2 separate regions of the Mus musculus genome follow, and region 1 is linked to region 2. A link is a contact called in ENCODE Hi-C or POLR2A ChIA-PET data. All regions are on one chromosome and are shown on one strand. Each heading gives the region's core, a stretch centred on a gene start or an enhancer-like site at or near the end of the contact. The rest is flanking DNA. Distances are from core to core; before and after follow the strand shown. Region 1 holds the start of Gipc1 (GIPC PDZ domain containing family, member 1). Region 2 holds the start of Dnajb1 (DnaJ heat shock protein family (Hsp40) member B1).

Evidence for each region. Hi-C counts contacts between places; a loop is a spot of excess contacts on that map. ChIA-PET counts read pairs that join two places held with the same protein, here RNA polymerase II (POLR2A).
Region 1: a map of left cerebral cortex shows a loop between it and region 2 (6-fold over the local background). The contact joins the promoter of Gipc1 here to the promoter of Dnajb1 in region 2. A Hi-C loop is called at or near these places in 6 of 37 maps with a recorded cell type or tissue (T-helper 17 cell, adrenal gland, heart and 1 more). POLR2A ChIA-PET finds 5 or more read pairs at or near these places in 4 of 5 experiments (Patski and embryonic stem cell).

What each region holds. Positions count from the first base shown.
Region 1 is chr8:83,650,049-83,655,250 of GRCm38, reverse strand. Gipc1 (GIPC PDZ domain containing family, member 1) reads right to left here and starts at 2,573. Exons shown (of 7, transcript NM_018771.3): 1 at 2,514-2,573.
Region 2 is chr8:83,604,294-83,609,702 of GRCm38, reverse strand. It overlaps Dnajb1 (DnaJ heat shock protein family (Hsp40) member B1), which reads right to left and starts at 1,528. Exons shown (of 3, transcript NM_018808.3): 1 at 1,161-1,528. The coding sequence starts at 1,371. It overlaps Gm42029 (a long non-coding RNA gene), which reads left to right and starts at 1,853. Exons shown (of 3, transcript XR_878996.2): 1 at 1,853-1,933; 2 at 5,313-5,409.

The DNA of each region.
Region 1 (5,202 bases), core at 1,324-3,823, 45 kb before region 2:
AGAATTAGAACTGAAGACCCTGAGGTGTGGTGTGGTGGCCTGGATGCAAGCCCCACCCTTGCCACTTAACAGTGGCACAGACAAAGCCAAGCTGCTTAACTTCATGAGGCCCCAGTTTCCGCATCTGAAAATCTGGCAGAAGTCACATTTCTCGGGGTAACTTCTGGGATGTGGAAGTGCTCATCAGTTCAGGAAATGTTATTATTTGCAAGGGAAACTAGTACCTTTTATCTGCAAGGAGGGTGGGTACTCTACTGATGAGCCATGCCCCCTCCTCCACGCCTCACTGACTGATTTTAGGCAGGGGCTGTACCGCTGAGCCACGCCTCCAGAACCTTACATCCTCCCTTCCCTGGCCCAAGAGCACCCCAGTTCCTACGCCTGGCCCAAGAGCACCCCAGTTCCTACGCCTGGCAAGGCCTTTTCCAGAATTCTCCAGGCAGCTGGCTTGCCTCAGCCCACTGAAGAGTTTCCCATGGTCTACAGGACTTAGGCCTATGAACTTATATGCTACCCTGACAACATAGCTCATCTTCCAAGCTCTCGGCAGTTATTGATCTTTATGTCTCTAGTTTCTAAGTTTGTTTTTTTGTTTTTTTATGCGAATGAGACTGCATGTCTGTCTGTCTGAACCACTTGTGAGCCTGGACCACGTGGGTGCTGGGCATCAAACTCCCAGTATGTGTTCTCCAGCACCTGCGTCTCTATTTCAGAATGTAAACCAGATGGTAACATTCATATTATGTATTTGACCTGACAAAGGGATCCCACAGTATAGGGGAAAACAAGAAAGAAAGAAAGAAAGAAAGAAAGAAAGAAAGAAAGAAAGAAAGAAAGAAAGAAAGAAAGAAAGGAGGGAGGGAGGGAGGGAGGGAGGGAGGGAGGGAGGGAGGGAGGGAGGGAGGGAGGGAGGGAGGGAGGGAGGGAGGGAAGATAGATAGATAGATAGATATGTCCTGTGTACCAGGCATAGCAAACTCCCGTGAATCACATCTCTAGCTTTATTACTTGTGTCGCTATTGGACGCTTTGCTCTGCCCAGGTTTTGTGTGTGTGTGTGTGTGTGTGTTTTCCAGGACCCTGGTGCCCAGTGATGCTGAGACCACGCAGCACTTCTTACAAGGATCTACAATGGCTGCCTGTTACCTGGTTGTCTGTTCCCTACCAGACTGCAGGAAATTCTGTCCCGTGTTTGGAGTCCTCTAAGCAAAATATGCTGTCAGGCACAGTGGCTGCTCAGTATCTGTAGGTGATGGGTGTGTAGTTCAGGCGTAGGGCACCTGCCTAGCGTGTGAAACCTCGGTCGGGTTCCACAAGGGCTGAATTGTAGAATGAATGTCTTACATCCCCGACTGCCTGTGGTTCAAACCCCCACAACATGACTGCTAGAGAGCTAAGTGTGTGCGTCTCTCCAGTCTGTCTGCAAGGAGCTGAAGGGAAGTGGGTTGGATGGATTTCCGGAGTCCAGCACTCTCATCCCAAAAAGGGCCTGAAACTCTGCAACCCCCGCAGTCACAGAAAAGCCAAGTGGGGGGAGCAGGAAACGGGTTGTTCCAGGGGCTCAGATAACGCCTGGCTTAGGGGACACCACACCTGCCCCGGTCGTCCCTCCCTCCTAACCCCGGGCACAGCATTGCTTCGGGGAGGAAGGCAGGAGCTTCTGATTCATTCTTGAAAAACCGGATCCTGAAGGTTTCATCTCTCCAGTGTTTCCGGGGCGGGGGCTGAGGGGCGTGAATGCACAGCTTGACCGGTCTTGGCCGCCTGTAGCCCCCGCGCTCCCCAGACACCAAGTCTCTATACTTCCAGTCATCCCTTTAACAGTGGAGAGTGGACAGGGTAGGTGGAAAGGAAATGGGGTTAAACGACCCATGGTATTTGGGCCTTGCCTCTCCAGCTCAGAGAAGGGACACGAGGGCAACCTGGAAGCTGTCTAGTGACCCGTGGGCGAGGAGAGGAAAGCAAAACCCAGCAGGTGCGGCTCCGAAGTGAATATGGGGGTGGCGGTGGGCGTGAGTCTAGGGGCTGATCTCTGGGACTAGTTTCTGGACTCAAAGGATACGGGTCCCTAAGCCCCATGGGTCATTTACTAGCTGTGTGACCTTGAGTAAGTTACTCCACCTCTCTGGCACTAGTGCCTCACTTCTAAAACAAGTTAATAACCCCTCCCAGGAGGGTGTTTTGATTCAACTGAGCTGTGCAGCATAAGCGCCGGACGAGGAAACACCGATCCGGGCTTGCGAGGGGGAGTCATTAAACTAGTGCTGCGGTTGTTACTGTTATCCCGACCTGGGTCTCGGTGTTCCCCCCAGCCAGCTTTGGGAAGAGGCCTGGGAAGGGTCGGGAACACTGACCCACCACCAACAGGGAGCGTCCTGGGAGCAGAGAGCAGAGGCGGACGGGAGGCCCGGCCAGCGGGGAGGGGTCCGTGTTTGGGGTCCCGACGCGGCCAGCTCCACCCCACCGCCACGGCTCCACGCCCTGGAGGCCGCCCCCCGGGCGGGGGACACTCACCTGCGCCGCCGCCACCGCGCGCGCCCTGCTCGGTCCTCTCGAAACTCCGCCCGGCTTCTCCCTGGGCCTCCGGGACTTGGGCGGGGCCGGCGTCCCGGGCGGACTAATCAGCGACGGCCGTGTGCACTCGCGACCAATGGGCGCCTCCCGTCGGAACGCTCCAGAGGGATCCCTCCGCCGCGCCTCGGGCTCCCCCCATTGTGCGAGCAGTGGTCCAACCTTACTCGCTCTAAATAGGGAAGGGCTGAACCATTGTGAGGCTGCAAGGGTTGGGAGACGGCGGGGGAGCTGGCAGCGAGAGTCAGATGACCGGGTTTGGAGGACTGAGTTCTGTATCCAGGAAAGCGCGGTTTTTGAGAGGTCAGCGAGAGGCTGGAGGGCAGCCCCAAGCCCCTCTTCCCTCCCAGAAAGATGCTTTGATTCCAGAGGGTGGACCACAGTGAATAGGGAGGGTCCCGCGTGTCTCCGCTTCTTCCACTCTACACAATAGACAAAGGCGATCGCGCATTCATTCAGTCTTTCAATATTTAAGTGCCCCTGCCTGGTACCAGGCTCGGTCCTGTCTCTATAGACACAAGGATGGAGTATACACAATGTTAGATACAGGGTGTGCAAAGGCTCCGAAGCTGCACAGAGAGCTGCAGAGCACTTCGCAAGCAAAATTGTGTAAGACTCTATGGAACGTATCAGAACAGTAGAACACTCGACTTGTCAATTGAGCACCTACTGTACGGAATCGAAGCTAGTGACCAACCAGTCCAGGCTTCTACCCTCAGGGACAATGGACTCTTTCTCCCCCTTCTCCTTCGTTCTTCTAGGTGCTCTAAGGTTGAACGTAGGCCCAGTTCCTCCTCCTCTTGGAGGATCAGCTATTGGGTCAAGTGCTCAAGGTTGAGGCACTGTTACTGGTGGATGCTAGGCTGACAATCTACCTTCAAGTCACTTCTCCTGCTTCCCTTTTATGAGTTTATCTCCATCTAACTCTGAGTTTACTGTGCGTACACTTTGTCATCCACTTTCTTACCTTTTTTTTAAAAAAAGATTTATATTATATTTATTATTATATCTAAGCGCACTGTTGCTGTCTTCAGAAGAGGGCATCAGATGTCATTACAGACGGTTGTGAGCCACCATGTGGTTGCTGGGATTTGAACTCAGAACCTTCAGAAAAGCAGTCAGTGCTCTTAACTGCTGAGCCATCTCTCCAGCCCCCACTTTCTTACCTTTTAACCCCCCACACACACACATACACACGCAGAGAGTGAGGAAGAGAGAAGGGAGGGAGAAAGAGGGAGGAACAGAGAGAGAGGGAGGGAGGAGAGAGAGAGAGAGAGAGAGAGGAGAGACTGGAAATTACTTGAATCTTTGAAACCTCAAAGCCAGTGACATACTTTCTCCAACAAGGACACACCTCCTTAAGCCTTCCAAAACAGTTCCATCAACTGAAGACCTTTTTTTTTAAATACTGTTTCTTCTTTCCTTCCTTTTCTTCTTCCTCCTCCTCCTCCTCCTTTGTTGAGATAGGGTTTCTCTCTGTAACAGCTTTGGCTTTTCTAGAACTCACTCTATAGATCAGGCTGGCCTCCAACTCACAGAGATCCACCTACCTTTGCCTCCAGAGTACTAGGACTAAAGGTATGCATCATCACACCCAGCAGTGAGGAACCAAATATTAAAGTATATGAAACTATGGGGGTCATCATCATTCAGAGCACCACATCCCATTCTCTGCCCTCCTTAGGCTTGTAGCCATATCATAATGAAAATGCATCCAGTCCAATTCAAAAGTCCCCATAGTCTACCACAGTCTTGACACGGTGTAAAAGTCTAAAGTCTCTTTTGAGACTCAAGGCATTCTCTTAACTGTAACCCTCTGTAGAATCAAAGAACAACTTCTGTACTATTTCTAAAGGGAGGAAAGGGGCATTATGGGAAATACTAGACCTAAGCAAGACCCAAACCCAACAGAACAAGCTCCCAATCCTGTCGTTCCATGTCTGAAGTCAGAGGGCTTAAACGGTTCTGTCCTCCCAGTGTTGCTACAGGCAACAGTGCTTCTCTTTTAACTTTGATTCTTCTTTTATACATTACACCCCAACACAGTTTCCTCTGTCTCCACTCCTCCCAATTCCTCCCCACCACCTCCCCTCTCCCACAGATCCACTCCTCCTTTGTTTCCTTATTAAAAACAGGAGGTGTGGCGGGCCTCCCAGGGACATCCACTGAACATGGCCTAAGAAGATACAGCAAGAGTGGTATATACCCTTATATACGGCTGAACGTGGCAACCCAGTGGGAGGAAGAGTCCCAAGTGCAGGCGAAAGCGTCAGACACAGCCCCACTCCCACTGCTGGAAGTCCTACAAGAACACCAAGCTACACAGCCGCAGGCATATGCAGAAGACCTAGCTCAGACACATACAGGGTCCATGTTTGTCACTTCAGTTTCCATGAACCCTGCATAGTTGATTCTGTGGGCCGTGTTCTCATGGTATCCTTGACCTCTCTGGCTCCTACAATCCTCCTTTCCCCTTTTCTTTGGGGTCCCCCTGGGTCCACCAAGTACAACAGTGATTCTAAACCCAGTAAGCTGACACCACTATGCTGCCAATATGACACCAAACTACAGCACGTTAAGGAGTAACATTCCACCCGCGGCCCCCAGACCCCCTCATCTCACATTGTAAAAC
Region 2 (5,409 bases), core at 279-2,778:
TCAGAACCCCAGCACTCTCAAGACAAGTGCAGACTGATCTCTGCAAGTTCCAGACAAGCCAGAGCTCCACCATGAGGTGCTGGAGAAATGGCTCAGAGCACTGGCTCATCTGGCAGAAGAACCAAGTTCAATTTCCAACACCTACATAGCAGCAGACCATGGTCTAACTCTAGTTCCGGGACCTTTAATGCCCTCTTCTCTAGAAGCATGTGAATGGTATACACATATACACGGAGGCACACGCTCAAATAAATTGAAAAACAAAGTTCCAGCAACAGTGAGGTCCTGTCTCAAATAAATGGTCACATTTTGTTCCTTTTGCATGTATTACTGTCAATGCCACGTAACACACAAACTTTCGTCCAGAGTAGCCTCAAGGCAATCCTCCTGACTCAAATACCCCAGAGGGGGGATTGTCACAACATCCGGTTCCTTTGGAAACAGGAGCTTATTACCCTGTAGCTCTGATTTGAAGCAAATTCACAGCGTTCCTAATTCGGTTTCCCATGTGGAGGTGTGAGCCCCCGCACTCTGCTCAACAAGTTTTGCTCTTAGTAAAAAGGCCACAGGAACTATAGCGGGAGGGATTTTATGTATATATTAAAAAGCTTGTTAGTCAAGGACGAATCTCAAGTCTTTTAACTCCCAATGGCAATAGGAGCAAGAAACACACTACTCCGTTTTACTTCCTGACAACATATTCGGTAGTAAGGCCTCTAGATCTCGGTGCGACCAGGTTTACGTGACTGCTCCATCCTCCCAGCTATGCTGTTACCATCTTACAGAGAAGCTCCTACGCACTGTTACCAAAAAGGCTCAACCCTGGGTGAGCGAACACTGAGCTTGCGGCTAGGAAAGAGAATCAATACTCGGGCAATTTTCATTCCCATCGCGACCGCCGCCCTCCATCTGCACCATTCCGGCGCTGTGCAGGCGACCGACCGGGAGGGGCTGCGGCAGACGTGCTAGAAGCTTCTGTGCCAGCGGCGCGCCCAGAGCTCCTCCTCCTGTCTGAGGCCGCGGATCAGAGGGTGAAGGAGGCGGCGCCGCCGCTAGATCCCCGGAATGCCTGTCCCCGGCCGAGGTCTTGGAGAGGCTCCGAGTGCCTCGGTTTCCCCGCCTGTCAAACGGCGGGTCACCCCGGCCGCGCGCACACGTACCTTCCTCTCCATAGCGGTCGAAAATCTCGCGCTTGCGCGGGTCGCTGAGCACGTCGTAGGCCTCGGCGATCTCCTTGAACTTCTCCTCAGCGCCGGGCTCCTTGTTCTTGTCCGGGTGGTAGCGCAGCGCCTGGCGGCGGTAGGCTCGCTTGATCTCGTCGTCGGACGCGCCGCGGGCCAGGCCCAGCGTCTGATAGTAGTCCTTGCCCATGGCCACCGCCGCCCAGCTGTCGCCGCCTCCGGCTCCGCTGCTGCCCCGTCCCGGACTCTATATACCCGTCCGGCGGAAGCTTCCAGATCCCGCCAGCCCTCCAGAACCTTCCGCCCCTCCCGATGCGCCGCACGACACCGGCCAATCGCTGCGGCCCGCTCCGTGACGCAGCACATCCGGGGTGGGACCCGGCTGCCAACGGCTTTCCGCGCGGGGCCACGCCCCTTCCCTCTCTACTCTGGTCAACGCCTTCCTCGGGCGCGCGCGCCGGCTGCTGGGGTTCCGCCTCCGTAGCGGATCCAGCCAATCGCAACCCTCTCTCTCTCTGCGGACAGGTGGAGGCGCGAAGAGGGGCGGGGCTACAGAGACGGGCCTCTCCGAAAGGCCGCACCCTTTCCCCCAGGTTATCGCCGGCTGGGAGGTTCTGCTGCGTGACTTGTGGTAGCTACCTGACAAGTACCTCTAAGCTTTCCTGCTCTAACCCAGGGATAAAAATAGGCACCCCGCCCTCTTCTGCCCGTAGCCCTTGGTTTTTCCCGTAAGGCCGTTACTGTAAAGCGAGGTGAGACTGGTCTGCCTTGGGCTTGCTGCAGTCGGGCTGCCTCTCCGGTTTATCTTACTTCCTACTAATTCCTACTGGGTTTAGCTCGCCTCTTGGCGTTCTGATACTTGTCACTTCCTTTGCCGTCTGAGTTTACCACCAGGGCTGCGTGATTTTTTTAAAGATCCACTGGGTGCTTCGTAAATATTTCCAAATACTTTGATATAGTATAGCTTTTTGCTTTTGGTTTTGTAAGTCTGGGATGATGGCGGTCAAGGACGGAGCTGAGTGAGGAAGAGGAGAGAGCTTCAGATATTGGAAGGCATAGAGAAGCTGGAATAGTCATTGGTGGTTCTTGCAGGGAATGGGACTGCCTGAAAGTGCATGAAAGACTGACTCTCATCCTAGCACTTTCTGGCTGTGTGACCTTGGGTTGGTAGAGTAGCTTTTCTGGTCTCAGTGTGGTCATCTGTACAAAGGGAATGGTCGTGGAATATGGTGAAGTTGACATTATTCTGCATTTGTTAAAGACAAGGGACAAAGGGTGTTCTTGAAAGAGATGATTAATCATCTTGTTTAGTGGACAACTGTTGACATTCCCTTTCTGGAAGCTCTGTAGGAGGAGAGTCAGATAACCCTTGCCCTAGGCACCCCTGAGAAAAATGACTTTAGCCTTCCGTTAATGGTATAGCTGTGTGTGGTGTATGTGTTTTGATTTTCCTAACTGTACTGACCCCATGAAAACCGAACCAGTTGAGCCCTGCCCCCCGCCTCCCCATGGATTTGGAGCTAGGGAACACTTGTAGAGAAAGTGTCTTTAAAGGTACAGAGACAGAGATAGTGAGCTGGCAGTGGTGGTGCATGCCTTTAATCCCAGCACTTGGGAGGCAGAGACAGGCGGATTTCTGAGTTCGAGGCCAGCCTGGTCTACAAAGTGAGTTCCAGGATAGCCAGGGCTATACAGAGAAACCCTGTCTCGAAAAAAAACAAAAACAAACAAACAAACAAAAAGATACAGAGATAGCGACAGCCTGGGCACAGTGGCATATTCCTGTAGTCTAGTGCAGGGATGCTGCTGCACGAGGACTCCCTGTGAGGCCAGCCTGCCTTCAAAATAGGTGACTAGAAATCAAAGTACATACTGAACAGAAGAGCTGTCCCAGAGGCAAGGAAAGCACAGGACATGGGAGTGCTTCACATTTACGGGGTGATTTTAACGGAGAAGTGCAGGTGTGCCTCTGGCTGGGCCTATCTGGGCTTTACTAAGGTTTCTTGCCATGGGGGGGGGGGCGGGGGGCGGGTGCTGGCTTGTCCACTACGTTATGCAAGGGAAATCTTTCTGTTTGGGGATAATCTCACAACTGGAAATGCCAGCTTTCTACGTAAGGCTGAGGCTGATTCATGATGGGGTATTTTAATTATCACTGTTATTATTATTATTATTATCATTATTTTAGGCACATTCTCATTCTTTAACCCACAGTGGTCTTGGGTTCATTATGTAGCCCAAGCTGGCTTTGAACTCCAGATTCTCCTGCCTCAGTCTCCTTAGTGTTGAGCTGACGAGTACCTGCCACCATGCTTATCAGAAAGTATCAGTTGTTCAAAAGCAAACAGGTAGTGTCGTGTGCCTTTAATCCCAGCACTCTGTAGTCAGAGACAGGTGGATCTATGAGTTCAAGGCCAGCCTGGTCTACAGAATTTCAGGGCATCTAGGGCTATACAGAGAAACCCTGTCTTTAAACAAACAACAACAAAAACCAAGCAAGTGCTTCTCAGTGACGCAGGGTGTGGGTCACATAGGCAAGGATCCTGGGTTCCATGTCTGACAGCAAACAACAGACACCAAAATAAAGCCAAAGACTCTATGATACCCCCCCCCCACCACCACCATGGGGAAGCTCATTGGATGCTGGGCTCTGAGCCTGGAGAAGCTGTTACATTTAGCAGTTATGCATGGGCTTGTTCAATTACACAGGAAGTTATTTTGTATATGGGGCTAGGTTAACATCTTCTATCATTAGGCATTAAGTACAGGAGGTCCCCTCAAAGATGTGAGTGGGCTGGCCCAAAGCAAATGCCAAATAGTCTTGAATGCCAGAATTAGCCATGCCAGTTGTTCATAACTGAAATCCCAGAACTTGGGAGTCCGAGGCAAGAGAGTTGCTGGGAGCTTGAGGCCTGCCTGGGCTGCACATTCAAGGCCAGCCCACGTAAAATTTGAGACCCTGTCTCTAAATATAAAAGTAGGGCCAAGGAGAGGTCTCTGTATGGAAAGCACCCAAGTTTGATTACCAGAATCTACAGAAACAAAATGGAAAAACAAAGCCAGGCATGGCGACAGGCACCTGGAATTCCAGCCCTGGGTAGGCTGACCAGACAGCCAGCTGTTGGGGGATGGTTTGTGCACTGTGTATTCAGATGTTGATTTTATGCCCAGACAGTGTGTTGCAGTTCCTATGATGATAGGTCACCATGAGAACACACTTGGAGCAGAGGTAGCCAGGGCAAGACTCAGGGTGGGAAATAGGCGGCCTAGAGGGGTAGAACAGCTCAGAACCTGCCCAGCTTAGTGCTTGCAACTTGTTAATAAAAATACCAGGTCTCTGTGTCCTTTACTCAGGAGCTAAAACCGTAGAGTGGGCGTAGAAACAGTTACTTGGCAGCAGAAGGGGTGAAGAACCCTTCCCCAAATACTATAACATCCAGCTTAGTCTAATTAGTGTGCCCAGTGGGAGACTGTCTCAAAAATCAAGCTGGAGGCAGGCGTGTTGGCACAAGCCTTTAATCCAGATGGATCTCTGAGTTCAAGTCCTGCCTGGTCGACAAGTTCAGCTGCCCAGGTAAGGCAGAGTCAAATAGCCCATGATGGATTGGCACCCATGGCCTGGCCCCCGTTGTGCTGGCTCTACTGCTGAGCCACACCCCAGGCTCCCATTAACTTACCTAATTGTAACAATTGCCTTCAGACACTCCCATTTTACAGCTAAAGCTCTGAGAAGTTGGATGCTCCCATTTTACCCAGGCCACACAGTAAAGCATCGAAGAGTTTGGGTACTGAGCCCTTACTGAGTGCGTTCAGCTGCTGTGTGATGTGGCCCAAATGGTGGTAAAGCCTTGAAGAGTTTTGCTCTTGCCCTCTTGTCTCCTATCTGTCCATCAAAGACCATCAAAAAACATGGCAGCCCTTTGGCCACCACTGCCATTCCCAGGAAAAGCCGATGTGCAATAAAAACTCATGTTCAAGTTGGGAATGGTGGCATGTAGCTTTGATTTCAGAGCAAAAGAGGCCGAAGCAGGAGGATCTCTAATTCCAGGGTAGGCTGGGATTCATAACAAAACATTGTGTCAAAAAAAAAATTAAAAGGAAAACAAAAATCAAAACATACCCTATGTTCAGTGGCTGTCAGGAAAGCATGTGAGGACTCTTCCCACCAAACCTGAGGACCTGGGGCCCACACAGCAGAAACGGGGCACTGACTCCCTCAAGTTGGTCT